Regions from separate parts of the Homo sapiens genome. Here region 1 is linked to region 2. The links are chromatin loops, found by intact Hi-C in ENCODE. Cell type or tissue: A673. All regions are shown on one strand. Links, peaks and the distances in the headings refer to the core of each region. The heading gives the core; the rest is flanking DNA.

Region 1 (9,451 bases), core at 2,602-7,601, 510 kb before region 2:
AGGTATGATTCTGATAACCAAGGAAAGGTGACAACAGCTCCCAGGAGCATATTTTTCTTCTGTACTAAAAAAAAAAAAAAAGGTGGAGGGGGAGGCGGGGGTAAGTCTGACATGCCCCTTTTCTGTATCTTCTGTCTGAAAATAAGCCTCCCAGGCCTGGCTCACAAGACGTTCCTTCTGAGAAGCCTTCCTCATATCCTTCATGGTCTGGTCATTGAGCCCCCTCATGCTTAAGGCACCATGTTCACTTCTCTACGGGCATCTTTTGCCCATCATGGACCGACTGTCAAATCCACCTGGCTCTCAGCAGTGTCTGGCACACAGAGGTCCCTCACCAAATGCTGATGGCAGATGACCAGCCGTGGCTGGAGAGTTTGTGAGGCTGATTCTCAAGCCAGCTTGGGTCTCAGCAGTGGCAGTGCTGCTGGTAGAGGAAGAGGCTGGAAACTATATATGCATGCTCCACAGATCCAACCGTGGCCTCAGCAGTAGCACTGCTGCTGGTGGACGAGGAGACTGGAAACTATACATGCATGCTCCACAGATCCAACTGTGGGAACTGTTACCACAGACGATCTTGGTTTCTTTTCTTTCTTTTTTTTTTTTTTGAGACAGTCTTGCTCTGTCGCTCTGGCTGGAGTGCAGTGGTGCGATCTCGGCTCACTACAACCTCCGCCTCCCAGGTTCAAGCAATCCTCCTGCCTCAGCCTCCCAAGTAGATGGGATTACAGGGACCTACCACCATGCCGGGCTAATTTTTGTATTTTTAGTAGATACAGGGTTTCACCACGTTGGCAAGGCTGGTCTCAAACTCCTGACCTCAGGTGATCCACCTGCCTTGGCCTTCCAAAGTGCTGGGATTACAGGCATGAGCCACCATGCCTGGCCCCATCTTGGGTTTCCAAAGCACTTTTCCAGTAAGAACCTCTGGCTACCAACGATGACTCCATCATTTCCCATCTTAAATAGAAAAAGTCTCCTATCTTTGGCTTTTATAATAGAGACAACTGGAAAAGCTCAGAAAAGATCCTACCTCTGAAAAATTATTTTTCTTTAAAAAAATCAAGAGACAAAGCAATTGAGTTTAGCTCCCAATGCATAAAAATAACTCATGATGTCACCTCCAAGTTAGGCAAAATTCCTTGTCACAAATGTTCAATATGTGTAGCCAGGATACGAGATAAAAGTAAAAACCAGAATGCTAGGCAGCTTTCAGAGTAGATCTTAAATAAGAAAAAATACTGCCATTGGATTTTTTAAAGGTCTTGTGGCATGATGTTGGATAATATCCTAATAAAGCTATAGAAATTTCTGCCAAGAGAAACATGAAAAAGCCAATAGTAGGAAACTGGTTAAGTAGATCATAGTAAACCCAGAAAAAGGAATACACCGTAACCAGTAAAATTATTTTCCAGAAGACTGTTTTATCAATTGTGTTCAATGGAAAATAGAGTACAATATTTGGGGTATAAGCCTATTGAAATAAAATGTATATATATTTACACCAAATTATCAACCATAATTATCTCTAGGTAGTAGCAATGTGTGTGATACTTCTCTCTTTTTTGCTTGTGTATTTCCTAAATTTGGTAAGAATATATGTACTACATTTAGAATAACAAAAATACTTATAAGTTTGGTTGTTTTTTAAGGCCTGTTGAGCACCTCTTGCCATCAGGCAGTATTTGGTAAGCTCCTCCTGCAAAGGAAGGGCAAAAACAGGGCAAAAACTGGGCAAATGTGGTGAAAACAACAACTAGGGGCAGGGAAAGAAAAGGAAAGGATGTCACATTACCCAATGCTGGATGCTTTTCTCATAGTACCCTTTTGTTTGTTTGTTTTTTTTAAAACAGAGTCTCACTCTGACGCCCGGGCTGGAATGCAGTGATGTGAGTTTGGCTCACTTCAACCTCTGTCTCCCAGGTTCAAGCGATTCTCCTGCCTCAGCCTCTCGAGTAGCTGGGATTACAGGCGTGCGCCACCACACCTGGCTAATCTTTGTATTTTTAGTAGATATGGGGTTTCACCATGTTGGCCAGGCTGGTCTTGAACTCCTGGCCTCAAGTGATCCATCCGCCTCAGCCTCCCAAAGTGATGGGATTACAGGCGTGAGCCACCGCGCCCAGCCCTGTAGTACCTTATTTAACTATTCAGTCCTCAAATCTAGTCCTAGGCTGAGGCATTTTATTCCAACATAAGAATTCTGAATATAGTCTATAAAAAAACTTCTAAGAAAATGCCAGCTACCACAGAGTGGTTATGCTTTAGCAAAGGCAGTAAGTCAGTATTCAGGTAAATGGAAATTCTATTATCTAACAGAACACACACTGGCCTCTAAGATTCTCTTAGCTCATTTTTGATACATTATCCGGGGCTCTTTTCTCCACGTGCTTTGGAGTTTTTTGCGGGAAGGTGGGAGAATGGGGTCTTGCTATGTTGTCCAGACTGGTCTCAAACATCTGTGTTTTGGCAAAAATCTTTGGGTTTGTTGCCTGCCTGTTAATGACCACCATAAAATGCAGAGTTCAAGGAAATATCCCTGCATCAGAAAAATATATTTGAGATTATCTGAAATGCATTTACTTTTCCCAGTGATTTTGTTTTGTTTTGTTTTTGAGACAGGGTCTTGCTCTGTTGCCCAGGTTGGAGTGCAATGGCTCCATCACAGCTCACTGCATCCCTAGTAGCTAGGAATACAGGCACGTGATATGACACCCAGCTAAAATTTTTTTTTTTTTTTTTTGAGACGGAGTCTCGCTCTGTCACCAGGCTGGAATCCAGTGGTGTGATCTCGGCTCACTGCAACCTCCGCCTCCCAGGTTCAAGTGATTCTCCTGCCTCAGCCTCCGGAGTAGCTGGGATTACAGGCACCCGCCACCAAGCCCAGCTAATTTTTGTATTTTCAGTAGAGACAGGGTTTCACCATGTTGGCCAGGCTGGTCTTGAACTCCTGACCTCAGGTGATCCACCCGCCTTGGCCTTCCAAAGTGCTGGGATTACAGGACTGAGCCACTGCGCCTGGCCCCCAATGACTTCTTGACATTTTATTATTCATCTTTAACTTCTCAGATCCCATCAATTAGGGTAGTAATACCAACAAATATTTGAAAACAAATTGTAGTGTCCAAAGTAGAGTTTACACAATAGCATCTTAAGGCAGGGCACCTATCAGCATTCCTACCTTATTTTAAAGCTGTGAAAAGGAAGGTGACATGCATCAGCTAGTGGGGCCTCTGTCTATTGCTTTTGTTGCCAATAATATTGCCCAAACACTGACCCCTGAACAGGCCGCTTCATCATATCTGGGGAACTTATTAAAAACCCATGGTCTTGGGACTCACCCCAGACCAAATGAATCAGAAGCTCTGAGGGTGGGGCCTAGGAATGTCACACTTAATAAGCACCCTCAGTGATGTTGACAAGCTGGGCTCAGAAACCACTACTAAAAGGCAGGTCGAAAAAGGTGGGCAAAGCCAGGAGCAATGGCTTACACCTGTAATCCCAGCACTTTGGGAGGCTGAGGTGGGCAAACTGCTTGAGCCCAGGGGTTCAAGACAAGCCTGGGCAACATGGCGAACCCCATCTCTACAAAAACTTCTTAAAAAATTAGCTGGGCGTGATGGCACGTGCCTGTAAGTCCCAGCTACTCGGGAGGCTGAGGTGGGAGATCAGTTGAACCCAGGAGGTTGAAGCTGCAGTGAGCTGTGATGGAGCCACTGCACTCCAGCTTGGGTGACAGAGCGAGACCCTGTCTCAAAAAAAAAGGTGGACTCTCCTCTTTTAACCACCCCTGGAACCTGACCATATTCTTGCAGCACATCAAGGCTTGTCAGGACAGAAATACAGAGAAAGAGAGTGGGTGAACTGATCACCCAGAGGACAAGCAACTGTACACATGCTGTGTGGAAATATCTGCCCCTTTGTTACAAGGACCTTTAGTTCTGTCACATGAAAAAAGTCTGTTCTCTGCCCCCGTACTTACTTGGTCAGAACAATGGAGACTGCATCGTTGAGAATACTTTCTCCAAAGACCAGCATGTTGAGCACGGGGTCCACATGAAGTGCATTGAAAATGGCAATAGTGGCCACTGGATCGACAGCAGATATTAGGGAGCCAAACGCAAAACTGTAAGAGACAGAGGGAAGGGGAGATTCTGTAATGTGTGTCACTTGGTCCACATATTAAAGCATTAAAGTCAAAGGCCATATTTAACAGAAAGCAATACTACACGCTAGAGCTGAATTAATTACAGAAGGTAGCGTATTTTTTCCCCACTTATCTGCTGTTTTGTGGGTGGAGTATGAAAGGCCCACTCTAAACTGAGTTGTTAGGAATGGCCTGGTTTTCTAGTGTCAGCACGGAGACTTGACTTTGACCAATGATGGAAGGGAGACTTTTGCTTAGATATATTTATCATACACCGCCCAGTTCCACGGGTCAGAGCAGCTAGAGCCAAATGGCCCATGAGCTCCTGCATCTGACCTCTGCTCTGCCCCTCGCCACCAGCCCCTTGGAATGCTGTCCGTGACCGACCCCAGCCTGCACTCAGATTTGCAAGATCTAAGAAAGTGTCAAAAAGCAGCAGCAACCCCAGTGTGCTTTGGGGGTGAGTGGCGTAGACAGCCGAGAGAAACACTGAGGCCATCTCCCAACTGGGCCAGTGACCTCACTGACAGTCCCCGTGAAGATCTTATCACCCCCAGCAGATATGTGCTGATTGTCTAACATGTTTCAGGAATGGAGGCTACCATGGCCGGCACTGTTCTAAGCACTTCACATACGGTGACTCAACAATCCAGACAGTGACTGTATGAGACTGCTACTACTGCCCCAATGACAGAGGAGAAAACCGAGGGACAACGGGATGATGAAGTAACTTGTCCAAGGTCACTCAGCTAACAAGTAGCAGAGCCAGGCTATCTGCCCAGAGTCGGTACTCCTACCCCCAACAGTAGATACAGCAATACCCAGAGATGAAGGCAAATTCAGACAATACCACATGTGACCCAGGAAATCAATTGAGGTGACGTGGGAAGGTGGGGTGGGGGTGTGGGTGTGGGAGCCACTTAGATGGGGCGGTCTGGAGAGGCCTCTGTGAAGGGATGACACATGTAAGCAAGAACCTACATGTTAAGAAGCAGCTGGCCAGGCCAAGAGCTGCAGGCTGAGGTGACAGCAAGCGACTCCTGCGGTGGGAGCAAGCCTGCTGCCTGAGGAACAGAAGGAAGGTGCATGTGGTGGTGGGGGTGGGGTGAGTGGCAGGAGCCATAAGAGGCTGGCGAGGGAGGCAGGACCAGCTCCCTCAAGGGGCCTCATGTGCCACATGAGCCTGGACAATTCACTCTCCCTGCCCTTTGGTGATTTTCCCACAAGCCTCTGTGCCATGCCTGTTGCAACTTTCTTTCCAGGGCAGCAGAATGGTGGGTCTGCCCCCTTCCACAACACCAGCCAAAACATGGAGACCCAATGGCCAGCCTGTGTCAGTCATCAGCCAGAGACGACTGCCCTGAGCTTCCCACCCTCACCAAGCCTGGGTCTAGGGGGAAAAGGATGCTCGGCTGAGCAGCCTTCAATGGGTGATCTTTTGGCTGCAGGGTCAGGGAGAGGAGAGCTGACTGAGGAAATGCCTGGCTGCCTTGCCAGGTACAGTTCTCTTCAGAAGTCAATCATCTGGCCTCTGGTTTCCATGGTAGCTGCCTGTGAATGTGACTCATGCGCATTAACCCAGAGTGCCTCCGGATCCCAGGCTGAGGATTCAGTTCCCAGACTTCGCCTGTCCTCACAGAGGTCATCACAGGCCTGTGAGCTCCAAGGGAGTGGATGCTGAATTTTCGTCATGGGTGAATTCCCAGGGTCTGTACTGGGCATGGCCCAGAGACACTTGCAGAAGGCAAGCAGGCAGGCAGGTGGGAAGAAGAAAGGGAAGGAAGAAAGGGAAGGTAACTCCACTAAACAACTGCCCATCTGGGAGATCCTATTTTATTGGTGGCTGGTCCCCAGGCCCTTGCACCACAACCCAGACAGAGCTTCTGGTCGCTCTTTTATTTTCACTCTCATCAACCACAGCCCCATCACCAGAGGCCGTGAAGGAAGGAGGATGATGTCTAAAAAGTGTATCCTGGGCCGGGCACAGTGGCTCACGCCTGTAATCCCAACACTTTAGGAGGCTGAGGTGGGAGGATGGCTTGAGCTCAGGAGTTCAGGACCAGCCTGGGCAATATAGAGAGAACCCTATCTCTACACACACAAAAATTAGCCGGAAGTGGTGCCGCATACCTGTAGTCCGAGCTACTCAGGAGGCTGAGGCAGGAGGACAGCTTGAGCTCAGGAGTTTGAGGCTACAGCGAGCTGTGATCATGCCACTATACTCCAGCCTCAGTGAAGCGCAGGCCCACCACAGGCTCCCAAGTTCCCTGTCCTGTGCCTCTCCTACCCCTGCAGGATACACCTTTTATATTTTAAAAATTTGTTTATGGGTATTCACTTCACAATGCTTCACCTTTTCTGTATGTTTAAAATTTTTCATAATAAAAGGTTGGGGCAACGTCCATCTTACATAAGTTGACTGATGTCTCATGTGTCCCTAAAATGTATAAAACCAAACTGTGCTCTGATCATCTTGGGTACATGTCGTCAGGACCTCCTGAGGCTGTCACGGGTGCGCATGCTCAACCTTGGCAAAATAAACTTTCTAAATTAACTGAAAAAAACAAAACAAACAAAAGGCTGGGGGAAATGCTTTGTATAAATCATGTTACACAGTTTGCTTGGGAATCTAAATTGAGGCAGAGTATTTCTGACAGTGAAGATGAGAAGTCTGAAATACAAACTGCTGAATCATTGAGAGGTCTGTATGGAAAGACGGTTATTTCACCTGGCTGTCAGCTGTTCCACTTCACATCTTTAAGACCTCGCCTTTTAAACGCCAGAAGTTCAACTTAAAAATGTATTTTCTTTATCCCATAGCCCCAAAAGATAGCAACATTAACAAAATGAAAAAGAAATGAACTAAGGCAGCGAAATAATTCAGGATCTCTAAGAGTGAAATCTCTCTCCAACAAGATATCACTAGAACAAAACAAAACGTGTGCAACGAAGTTATTTTTATGTTTTCTACAGTGCAGAGGTTGCAAAAAGTCTGTGGTCCCCTCTCATGTTTGGTCTGCATGGTATTTGTGAAAAATTGAGCAAGTTGTCAACATTGAAAAACTGGAAAATTCCCTATAAAAATCTAGAAACCCAGCATCTTTTTGAAAAAAAAGTATTTAAAATAGCCACCAATTCTGGGCCCAGATTTCCACATGGTAATCATGAGTTGGCGCTGAGAAGTGGCTGTCCCTTCATACAGGGTGTGTTCTCCCACTGGCCGCTGCCCCATGTCTAGACTCACAGCTGGCCAGCTTCCCTCTGTTAAGTGCTCTGCCAGGCCCTGCGGCTGTGTGGGTTTGCGACCCCAGAGCAGTCCCCATCTGAGGGATCGTCACTTTCTAACAGCAAAGGAAACTTCTGCACACGGAGAGGAAAACACTACCCGGCTCTAAGTCAGTGTGTCTACAGGGCAATTCCTTTCCTGTCCTCCACCTGAACATCCCAACCACTGATTCAATTCAACTTCACAGGAAGTTATCCAGCATTGTCTGTATCTCTAACCAGTTGCCCCCAAAACAAGTGGAAGGTTTGAATACTGTGATACCTTCCTTTACTGGGCATTTCTTTTTATTTGCAAAATACCTACCAAACACAGGACATCAGTTCTGCTTTATTTCCAGCTCTCATGGAATAGGACTACTTGTTTATGTATCAAAACTGTCTTACAACAAAAGCTCCAAAATTGTCCTGGGCTGGGGTGGGTGGTGAGTGGAGGTAGAAATAGAATTGGATTTGTTATCAGAGACACAGTTCCCATGAAAAGGGTTCCCAGATTCTAGTCCCAAGTTGCTAAACTGCTGCTAAATCCTGAAAGCTCTGACTGGCCCCATGGCAAGGATCTGGGGACGAACATGTGACCCTGCTGCCCAGCTCCCCAGCCATGTCACAAGACCAAATGCAGACACACTGAGCAAGGCTGTCTGCTCTCAGAGGGGGGAACCCAGACTATGCTCAGCATGGGCACTTTTTCAGCACTAGATCTGGTACCTTCTGAGAGACAACTGCCTCAACCTAGTGAGGTTGCTTCTCACTATGCAATTCTGGGAAATCCTGGATGGGGCTCATGGGAAGTGCTCACGGGAGTGGCTTCAGATGGAGGGGCTTTCTACAATAACCACAATAGAGGTCTTGGCCCTGCTTCCCCCACCACAGGCTTCGTGGGAATCCCAGAGGAAAGTTTCTCCGTCACTCCCCCTCTCCATCTCTAATCTGTCAAGAAGACTTTTTGTTACGGCGACTGAAAAGTCTTGTAAATAAGAAGACAATGGTACAGTGTACGCGTGCACACAGGCAGGGCAGTTAGCTGAGCAGAGTTACTCCCTCCCAAGCTTAAACTAAATCATTCCAATCAGCAATGCCCCACTAGGGATCTTCAAAAGTCTTTAGGATACTTTTGATTCATTTCAGAGATACAAATTAACTCAGAGTAAGATTCTATGGCAGAAATCCTTACCAAAAATAAATACACAGAGAGAGAATAGAACAGTACCACACCCAGGAAGCAATGTGGAGAAACATTTCCCCTGTCTGAAAAGCAGTCGCATGGGTGTTACAGTATGAAGGATTTACCTGTCTGTCATGTTGAGTTTAGAGATTACATCAGCCTGTAAAATAAAACACACAAACACACAGACACACACAAAAAAAAAACCCTGGAGAACAGCCAAGATTTAAATGTCCATTAGTGCTTTATTAAAACTAATAAGGACATTAATCTTCAGTTCCCAAACCACTTGAAAAATAAAAGCTCCTAAGCCTTAGTTGAAACATGCATTCCATCGGCATGCAACGAGAGTATGGAAAAGAATGCTACATTCTTCAAGCCCAATTAACTGTAGTTTCCTTAAGTTTATTCTTACTTAATACTAGAAGCTGAGCAATGAAGAAAGCTGCATGACAGACAGATTTATTCTGGTGCCATCAAAGCTGCAATATAGGTGAAAATCCAATGGAATGGGCTTTGGCTATTGAGAGAAGAAAGCAGCTGATGTGTTAAAGAAATCTGCCCGTCACTCAGATACCTGACCCTCAACTTAATTTTCAGAACTGAGACAGGCAAACTTTCTGCAACTGACAATAAAGGAAAAGAATGTGACATGCATGGACATGCATAATACAAAACTACAGATACTACCTTCCTAGGGATGTTTGGTCTAAATTAATTTGAAGTCTAAAGTAGAGACCACCCAACTGGTGCCACTGGGAAGTGGTTTAGCAATTGTGGAAAATCCAGAGTATATAATTCTACAGGTAGACAGCTTAGAATTGAGTGAAGAGATTCAGCATCACCTTTGATTTTAT
Region 2 (9,451 bases), core at 2,393-7,392:
GTCTCTCTGAGCCAGATCCTAGGGGGACAAAGCTGAAGGAGACACGTAGTCTGTGCTCTAATGGGGTTTATACTCTCATGGGAAAGACAGCCAATAAATAAATAGGCAAATAAGTAAACAAGAAAATACAAACTATTGCTCAGTGTGATGGAGAAAATGAAATGGGTGTGATACAGAGTAACTGGAGAGTGTTTCTCCAGATGGGCAATCAAGGAAGGCCTCCCTGAGGTGCTGTCTGTGAGACAAGCCATGGAAGGAGCTAGCCACGGGATGAGCTAGGAGAACAACCTTTCAGGCAGAGAGCACGGCAAGTGCAAAGGCCCTGAGGCAGGAATGCTCTCAGGAGGCCAGCCAGACTGAAGAAGGATGAGGGAGGAGAGTGGTGGGCAGGAGCAGGGAGGTTAGCAGGGGTCCATCACGCAGCCCCTTGTCAAGCAGGATAAGCAGACTGGAGTTCCCTCTGAGAGAGTGAGCAGCCATTGGGAAGTTTCAGTGGGGGAGGGGTGACAACACCGCCCTTGCATCCAGGAGCTCCCCACACAACGAGAACAGTCCCAGCCTAAATCTGGAGGCATCTGCTTCTCAAGGCAGTGTCTGAGCTCAGCCTGGATGGCTGGGCCTAGGAGCTGCTGCCATCCATCCTTGTCTCTGCCACGTCTCAAGTCAGGCTCGAGTCCCCATTAATATAAATGAGGCCCTTTGCTGACTCGATTTCCAAATGAGTCCAGACATTCAAGCTCTCTATTCCAGGAAATGTGAAATTTATGTAACGAAAATTAAAAGAGAAAGCGGGGAAGCGCCTCCTTAAGTGCCTGCTTCCCGGGTAAGCGAGCCAGTTCTGTGTGTCTGGCAGAAGATGGATGAAGGTGCCATCAAGGGCTGCTGGGAGCCTGTGGCCATCAGGGAGGATGGGAGCAGGGTGGCCGGGGAGCCCCCTGGGTCCCCTTTCTTCCCTCAAAGAGGGAGCCATGGTAGGAATGGAAAACCAACATTATGTTCTCACTCATAAGTGGGAGCTAAGCTATGAGGATGCAAAGGCATAAGAATGATACAATGAACTTTGGGAACTTGCGGGGCAAGGTGGGAAGTGGGTGAGGGATGGAAAGCTATAAATTGGGTTCAGTGTATACTGCTCTGGTGAAGTGTATACCACTCGGGTGATGGGTGCACCAACATTTCACAAATCACCACTAAAGATGTAACCAAATACCACCTACTCCCCAAAAACCTATGAAATTTAAAAAAAAATTTTCTAAAAAAAAAAAAAGAGAGCCATGGTAATAATAGTTTATGTTCATTGCTGCATGTCTAGCCCTGTTCTGAGTACTTTACTTTCATGGATCATCTCACGACAGCATGATGGGGTAAGCACTACCATTTTTCCAGATGGGAAACTGAGGCTCATATTAGAGAAATGACTTGATCAAGGTCACAGAGCAAAACAGTGGCCATAACAGGACTCGGGTCTATGTCACTAATACTCACACAAACCCTCTTGTCCAGAGGTCAGACCATGTGGAATGGCAGAACGGCTCAGGAGTAGAGACCTGGGCTTGAATTCAAGCTCCAACTACCAACCTGCTGTGACCTTGGATAAGTCACCTCCCTCCCTGAGGATCAGTTCTTGTACAATCAGAGCCCCTTCCCCATGGGATTCATCTCTGAATTAAAGGAGATAATGTACAAAGATGCCAAGCACAGGATTTCAGCTTCCCTCTCAAACTGGCTTTTAAAAAGAAAAACAAGTATAAACTCACAGAATTGAAAAATCTTAGGGTAACTGACTTCAGGTGTGGCTGGATCCAGGGGCTTTAAAGATGTCATAAGGGATGAGTTTTTCCTCTCTCTCTCTCTCTCCATGTAGTAGACTCTCACTGGGAATTCCAGGGTTACAGAATTCTCACAGCTAGAAATCCTGATGAAAAGAGAGCTCTTTTTCCCAACAGGGCAGCAAAAATCCCAGGATTCACTCTGATTGAACCAACTTGGGTTAGATACTCGTCCTATAACTAATCTCTGGAGCAAAAGGGATGGAGTATGCTGATTGGGTCGCCTGGATCACACCCCCACCCCTGGAGTCTGAGGGAGGGGTACAGAAAGCCCAGGTGAAACCACTTGGACAGTAAAGGGAAGAGGCTAGGTTCCCTAAAGGAAAACTGGGGTGCTTTTACCAGAAAAATCAGGAGTGGCTGCCAGACCAGCACAAATGCCAGCTTATACTCTTGGCACATAGTAGGCCCTAAGCAAATGTCTGTTCAATGGAATGAGCAAATATCTACCCCCAGAGATGGTGGTAAGGATAAAATAAAATAATGTATGCAGAGTCCCTGGCGCACAGTCAGCACTCAATAAATCTTGTTTTAAAGGAACAAAATGTGTTCAGATTAGGTTTGGATTCTAGTCATGTGCTGATGAGCCCAGATGCTGGAAGGAGCCAGAAGGAGAGGCTTCCCTTGCCTCATCCCTGCCTCCCGCACATTCATTGCCCAACTCCAAGGCAGGGCGAGGACCAGCATTAAGAGAGTGAGGCACTTGCCTCTGATGCAAATGTAAGATGCACCCAAAAACTGAGTAATCAAGAGAAATAATATCTTAATGCAATATTTTTTAAAAATCAATACTGAAGCAAAAGTCCATGAGGAATGAAATATCAACATCTTAAAGACATTCATATATACATATTTGCATATCGTTATATTTAAATATCCGGACACATACACGTGTGAACATTTTCACAGACATTTTACATTGATTTCCTTATATATATGCTCGGGGCCACTGCGCTGCACTACACCAGGGGGTCCCATTTCATGGCAATCAGTGTGAATGTCACTCCCTGAATTGTTCAGGCACAGCCTCTGTGACTGAACACAGCAGCTCTGTACATGAACAAACATGTATGTGCATTGCCACCCATGTGGACAGGCATAACCACCTATATGCCACCAATGTGTGCCACATAACATCACACACACAGACTTGCCAAGAGATATGACTACATGATACAGTCACATACATGCTCATGCTCCTGCCTCAGGGCCTTTGCGCTTACTGTTCCCTCTGCCTGGAATGCTCTTGCAAATAACCTGTGACTCCCTCTTTTACCTTCTTCAAGTTGTACTCAAAGGTTACTCTCTCAGTGAGGCCTTCCCTGACACACTCACATCCCCATGCATCAATTTTTCTAAAATTGCAACAGCTCCCCTGCAGTTGGAATCCTCCAGCCCTGCTTTCTTTTTCTTCTTATTGTCATCTGATATAATATCTATTTTCCTTTTTGTCATATTTAATGTCTATCTATCCCTACTAGAATGTTAGCTCTACTCTGCCAGGGATTTTTGTTTGCTTTGTTCACTGCTGTGGTCTCAGCCTCTAGAACAATACGTGGCATGCAGTAGGTGCTCAATAAGTATTTGTTGAATGAATGACAAAAGCCAGGGAAGTAGGGATCCCTGAGGATGATTGAGACCAAATTTCCCACTACCCCAGCAAGAAGACAACCTAGAGTCAGATGTAGATTGATGTCAAGAATTAAGGCACAATGCAAGGTGCATTGTAAGTGCCGTGAGACTATTATCTCATTTAATCCTCATAACAGTCCTATGAGGTACTACTGTCCACCTTATTTTACATTAGAGGGAACTAAGGCACCGAGAGATTAACTCACTTGCCCAAAATGCCACGGCACAGAAGAGGCAAAGCTGAGATTCAGACCCAGGCAGCTTGGCTCCACACAGCCCAGACACTACACACACACACACACACACACACACACACACACACACACACACACTTAGGTAGCATCACCAGGCCCTCCCAGCCTTCAAGCAACTCTCAGAAATGAGAACTCCCAGCCGGGCATGGTGGCTAATACCTGTAATCCCAGCACTTTGGGAGGCTGAGTTAGTCAGATCACTTGAGGTCAAGAGTTCCAGACCAGCCTGGGCAACATGGTGAAACCCCATCTCTACTACAACTACAAAAATTAGCCGGGCATGGTAGCACACGCCTGTAATCCCAGCTACTCAGGAGGCTGAGGCAGGAGAATCACTTGAACCCGGGAGGCAGAGGTTGCAGTGAGTCGAGATCGCACCACTGCACTCCAGCTTGGGCGACAGAGCGAGACTCCATCTCAAAAAAAAAAAAAAAACCAGAAATGAGAACTGCCTCCCCCCAAGACTGAGTGTTTAGGGTCCCCCCATTTCCCAGCCCCCACTCCATTGTCCCCACTGCTTCCCAGCCAAGAGCAAACCTGCGTCCCTGGTGACGCAGGAAGCTGTAGGCTGTCCGGTTGTCATGGCGACAGCCGCTAGCCCCTGTAAACAGTCTCGCCTCCTGGCTGCCTGGGTGAATCGCTCTCACCACCCTCAGACGCTGTGCTCTGGGCCTTGCTGCACACTTGACCCGTTCTTGGTGGCTGGTCGAGCCAAAGATCCAAATGTCTCTGCTGCTTCCCACCTGGGGGGTTGAGGGGACAGGGGGTGTAGAAGCAGAAAACCTAGGTCCTCATCACCCTTTCTGCCCCTTCTGGGCTGTGCGACCTTGAGGAGTCCCTTCTCTTCTCCATGACTCAGGTCTCTTGTCCCTGCTTTACAGGGTGGTCATGAGGAGTTGATGAATTCTTTTCTTCCTTCCTTCATTCATTCAATAAATAATTATCAAACATCTACCATGTGCCAGGCAATGGCCTAAGTGCTAGGGATATCACAGTGACCAAGGCAGACCTGGTCCTCTGGGAGATACACAACAAACCAGTTCTGGGAAGAAAATAATATAGGCGAATGTGTATGACAGGGGAAAGAAAACAGGGCTACTTTTCTTAGGCGATCAGGAAAAGCCTCCCTGAGGAAGTACCATTTGAGCTAGACCAAAAGGAGAAGATGGCCAAGCAAAGCGATGGGAAAAGAAGTATTCTAGGAAGCAAGTGCAGCGTGTGCAAAGGCCCTGAGGCAGGGATGACTCAGCCTATTTACAGGACAGAAGGCCCTTTTCTCAAAATAATGCTAGGAGGGCGGGCCCAAGGTGTGAACTCTGGTGCTGCAGGTGGAGGGAGAGAAAGTGGACATTGACAACGGCTGCTGTGTGGGACAGCAGAAAGAGACGCTTTCATAGCCAGCTGCCACAGGCGCAGCTTCCAGCTCCCGGAGGGGCAGCCCTCAGACTGGGGGTCTGAGCTTCTGCACCAGGATAAAGCAGAACAGTAGCAATAACAGTGCAACATATTCCAGATGCTTTGCCTATATTAACTAGTTTAATCCTTACTACCCTAAGAGAGAGGTTACTGTGATGATTAACAGAAAAGCTGAACACATACCTGGCTGCAAAGCCCATGATCCCAGCTACCATGCTGGAAGCTCTATAAATGAGCAAAGAGACTCAGTCCAAAGCCTCCAGGAGTGGTGGGGACAGTGGCGGATGTGGCCTGTATAGAGGACTCCAGCTCCAGCCCATGTGGCAGTGTGTGGGAATGCAGACTCACAGTGGCAAGATGTTCTAATTTTCTAAAATAAGCCAGACTGTTGTGTGAACTCTCCTGATTTTAAAACGTTGACTCTATTGTTATTTTAAATATCAGACGGTCAAATAAGACATAGCATCATTCTAGACCTCCAGATGAGACCAGCTGCATAATTTGTGGGGTCCAGTACAAAATGAAAATGCAGGGCCCCTTGTTCAAAAATTAAGAATGTCAAGCCAGCGACAGCAGAACGCTAAACCAAGCTCAGCATTCTTGTGAGTGTGGGGCCCTGTGCAAATGGCTGTGCATGTGCATGATGCCAGCTCTGCCTCAAACGTGGGCACTTCCTAAGAACTTGTTGAATTAAATGGAAGGAAGGGGCCGGGCACGGTGGCCCACGCCTGTAATCCCAGCACTTTGGGAAGCCAAGGCTGATGGATCACTTGAGGTCAGGAGTTCCAGACCAGCCTGGCCAACATGGTGAAACCCCGTCTCTACCAAAAAAAATACAAAAAATTAGTCAGGTGTGGTGGTGCATGCCTGTAGTTCCAGCTACTCAGGGAGCTGAAGTGGGAGAATTGCTTGAACCTGGGAGGTGAAGGCCGCAGTGAGCTGAGATTGCACCACTGTGCTCCAGCCTAGGCAACAGAGCAAGACCCTGTCTCTAAATAAATAAATAAATAAAGGGAAGGGAAAAAGGAAGGAAAATGAACATGTGTTGGCACCTACTATGCATCAGACATAGCTTTATAAAATAGCAACACTTTATAAAGCACTCACCACGTGCCAGGCACCGTAGGCATTAATGCATTTAAACCTCACAAGATGGTGCTCTTGTGAATCCCATTTTCCAGATGAGGAAATTGGGACTCAGGGAAGTAAAGCCACTTGGTCACTGCTAATACTGGGGTAGCAAGGGGTGAGGGAGAACAAATGGAAAAAATAAGAGGAAGACCAAGGCAAGAGGAAAAGAAGCCACCCCAAGCCTGTCTCCCAAGCTGGGCTGCACTCAGGTCTCTGCCAAGACCGCGTGGAATTTGGGGAGGCCGCCACACCCCGGAGAAGGGCCCGTGGCATTTCTGAATCACGGTGCCATCCGCCCCGGTTTGGCTTCTCTCCGGCGATCCAATTACTAAATGTAGCCGCATTCTTTAAAAATGTCTTTCCTCTTATGTAATGCAATAGTGACAAACGCCAAACAGATGGTGCTGTGACAAGCTTTTTAAAAGTTGATTAGGAGCTCATCTTTCAAAATTAATGTATGGGCATTTAAACAAGCTCCAGCCGGCCACAAAACTCAATTGAGAATCCATATGGGACAAATCGCTTGATGGACTGGCTACATTGACCACCTTCCCGGCCAGGGTTTGACGTGAAAAGTTTGGGGAATGGTAATAGCACGGGTCACGTTGACTTGTGAGCAATGGGCAAAAGATACCTGGTTTGGGCAGAGGGGAAAAATGCCTTGGGCCTCCCAAAAGCCCAGGAGGCTGGAGCCTCCTCAATCTATTTACCAAGACTTTTTTATTTTTTTTTTCAAAATTGTACATTGTCTTCGAGAGAGCGGACCGTCTCTCCCTGCCTCGGGAGGGAAGCGGGTTAGTCATAAACTATGTCAGATGCTGCCAGCGAGCAGCTTCACCCCCACCCTTTCTTCCTCAGTGTTCAGGGATGAGATCATTTCATTTGGAGCCAATTATAGACGGAGAATGCTGGGGATGTGCAAAGAAACCTCCTCAGAACCCTTCCCTCCCACATCACAGGCTGTACCCTGCCAGGATGGGCAAGAACAAGAGGCCAGGCGCCCAGCCCCAGGTTCGACCCCAGGGTTTCTGAAGGCCATGCATTCCTAAGCCTTAGCTTGGACCTGTCAAGCTAGGATGCCAGGCTGTTGGCTAGACAAACCCTGTTGGCCTCAAAAGTTCAGGGCTGTATGGGCCCTTAAAGATCATCGCTGTTCAGATGAGGAAACTGAGGCTCAGAGAAGGGAAGTGGCTTGCTCAAGGTCCCATGGCAAGTTGGCAGCAAAGCCACAGAGATGAATGGTGGCTTCTCTGCCACCCACGAGGAGGATGTCTGTGGCCTGAAACATTCCCAGCATCCATTCCCATTGCTTCTGATACAAGGGTCCCGAGTTTTCCTTCTTGGTTCACGTGGTTCAAGTAGGACTGACCATGCCTCCACTTCCAAGGATATGCACCTGACCCAGCACCGGCCAATCAAAACAGTGCATTCCCCCACCCTCCCCCCACCCATTGATTCAGGAATATGAACCAGGGGTGTGAGATGAGCCTGGTCAATAAGCAGCAACCCCAGACCTGTAGCTGAGACTGAGACCATTGGAAGTGAGATGCTGTCTTCAGCTTTGTGATGCAGAATGGGGAGGAAGAAAGCCTAGAGCTGCTGGCAGCCATTAGTGCCACCACAGGATGCCTACCTAAGCACAAAGTCAACAGAGAGGAGAGCAAGGCCAAAAGAAAGTGAGGCAGTGGCTTCAACCTTTAAACCCCTGGATCCAGCCATACCTGAAGGCAGTCTTATCCTGGATATTTTCTTTACATGAGTCAATAAATTATCCTTGCTCGAGCTGGTTGAGTTCTTTCACTCATTTCCCAAAGGGCCTTGACTGATAGACTTGGAGGTCCTCAGGTGTAGGACAAGGCTCCAAAACATAACACTGAGTGCTCCTCGTCTCCATCCCCAACACATTGCTGGCCTCTTCCCCAGAAGATTCCCTAAGTCCCTGCACAAGTTCCAGCAACACACTCCAAAGGGAGTACCCAAGGTAAATGTCCCATTTTATGGTACGCAAGAAACGGCTCTGCCTTCTGGGTACCCATAACCAAGCTGCTCCCCACCACAGCCTCTGCCTTCCTATTTCGTCAAGAGCACAAGCTTTGCAGTCCAGTTCAAAGCCCAGCTCCAACGTTTCCTAATCATGAGAACTTGGACAAGTCATGTGACTATCCTGAAGCTCAGTTTCCCATCTGTGAATGGGGAAAAGATCACCTACTTTACACGATCCATGAGAGGATTAAAACAGGCACCACCACTATTTAGAGGCTGAAAAAATGGGTAGCTACCAAGAGCTACAAAAAGTCTATCCTGCAGAGCTGGGGCAATTGTCGAGCACGGTGTGTTTGGGAAGACAGCACCTACACACATCAAATGATTTCCACCTAAAACAGCTTCCTGCAGCCAAAACAAGTGTACGGGTAGAGGCAGGGAATGCTGGCTGTGGGGTACGAGTCGGACAGCCCCTTGCTGGCCTCGTGGCCATCTGCTTCTTTCTCCCCTCCGCTGCCCCTTGGCCCAGGATTCTCGCCCCAGACCAGCACACACAGGTGCTACTGACATTCTCACCCAGTGATTCATTCACACTCCCAGAGAGCAGCAACAGACAGTGATTCCCAGGAGCGTCCAGAGTCCTGATTTAGGAAGGAGGATAGAGTAGCAGTAACATTTGAACAAGTTCCTGCCCAGTCCCAAGGACAGCTGAAAGATAAACCTCCTGCTCCAACCCCACCGCAGGGAAGCCTGAACCTGCCCGCTTAGAACCAGGAAGAGATTGAGCTATGATTCCCCCAAAAGGTTCTTTATTCATTACAGCGGCGCTTCCTGAAGCGGGGGACTCACATTTTAGGTCGTTTTACCCGAACCCAGGATGTAGCATTAAATAACTGACTCCAGTACTGATCCAGGCTACAAGATGGGAGAACCTTGAAAACATTCTGCCAAGTGAAAGCAGCTAGTCACGAAAGACCACATATTGTGTGATTCCATTTATATGAAATGTCCGGAATAGGCAAATCCATAAAGACAGAAAAAGATTAGTGATTGCTGAGGGCTAGAGGGGTCGGAGGAAGGAGAGGCTGCTAACGAGTACAGGGTTTCTTTCAGAGGAGGATAAAAATGCTCTAAATTGGACTGTGGTGATGGTTGTACAATTTTTTCTATATACTGAAAAGAATTGAACTGTACACTTTAAATGGG

What was found. Peaks named below come from ENCODE experiments on the same cell type or tissue, not always from the same donor. Only the 100,000 strongest peaks of a DNase experiment are listed, where the experiment ranks them.
Region 1: it touches region 2 in a loop (2.6-fold over the local background); 11 of 110 quality-filtered maps call a loop at or near these places.

Annotation. Positions count from the first base shown.
Region 1 is chr20:49,850,113-49,859,563 of GRCh38, reverse strand. It overlaps SLC9A8 (solute carrier family 9 member A8), which reads right to left. Exons shown (of 16, transcript NM_015266.3): 7 at 8,720-8,754; 8 at 3,983-4,126. Among named protein-coding and RNA genes, the nearest start is that of MIR12122, 9.0 kb to the left of the region's middle. In A673, for the core only: no CTCF peak of the experiment used is centred there; no DNase peak of the experiment used is centred there.
Region 2 is chr20:49,342,866-49,352,316 of GRCh38, reverse strand. The region is part of intron 2 of LOC105372649 (a long non-coding RNA gene); the gene reads right to left. Among named protein-coding and RNA genes, the nearest start is that of SNORD12, 67 kb to the right of the region's middle. In A673, for the core only: a CTCF peak has its summit at 5,485; DNase peaks (open chromatin) are centred at 4,306, 6,606 and 7,096; H3K27ac peaks cover 846 bases.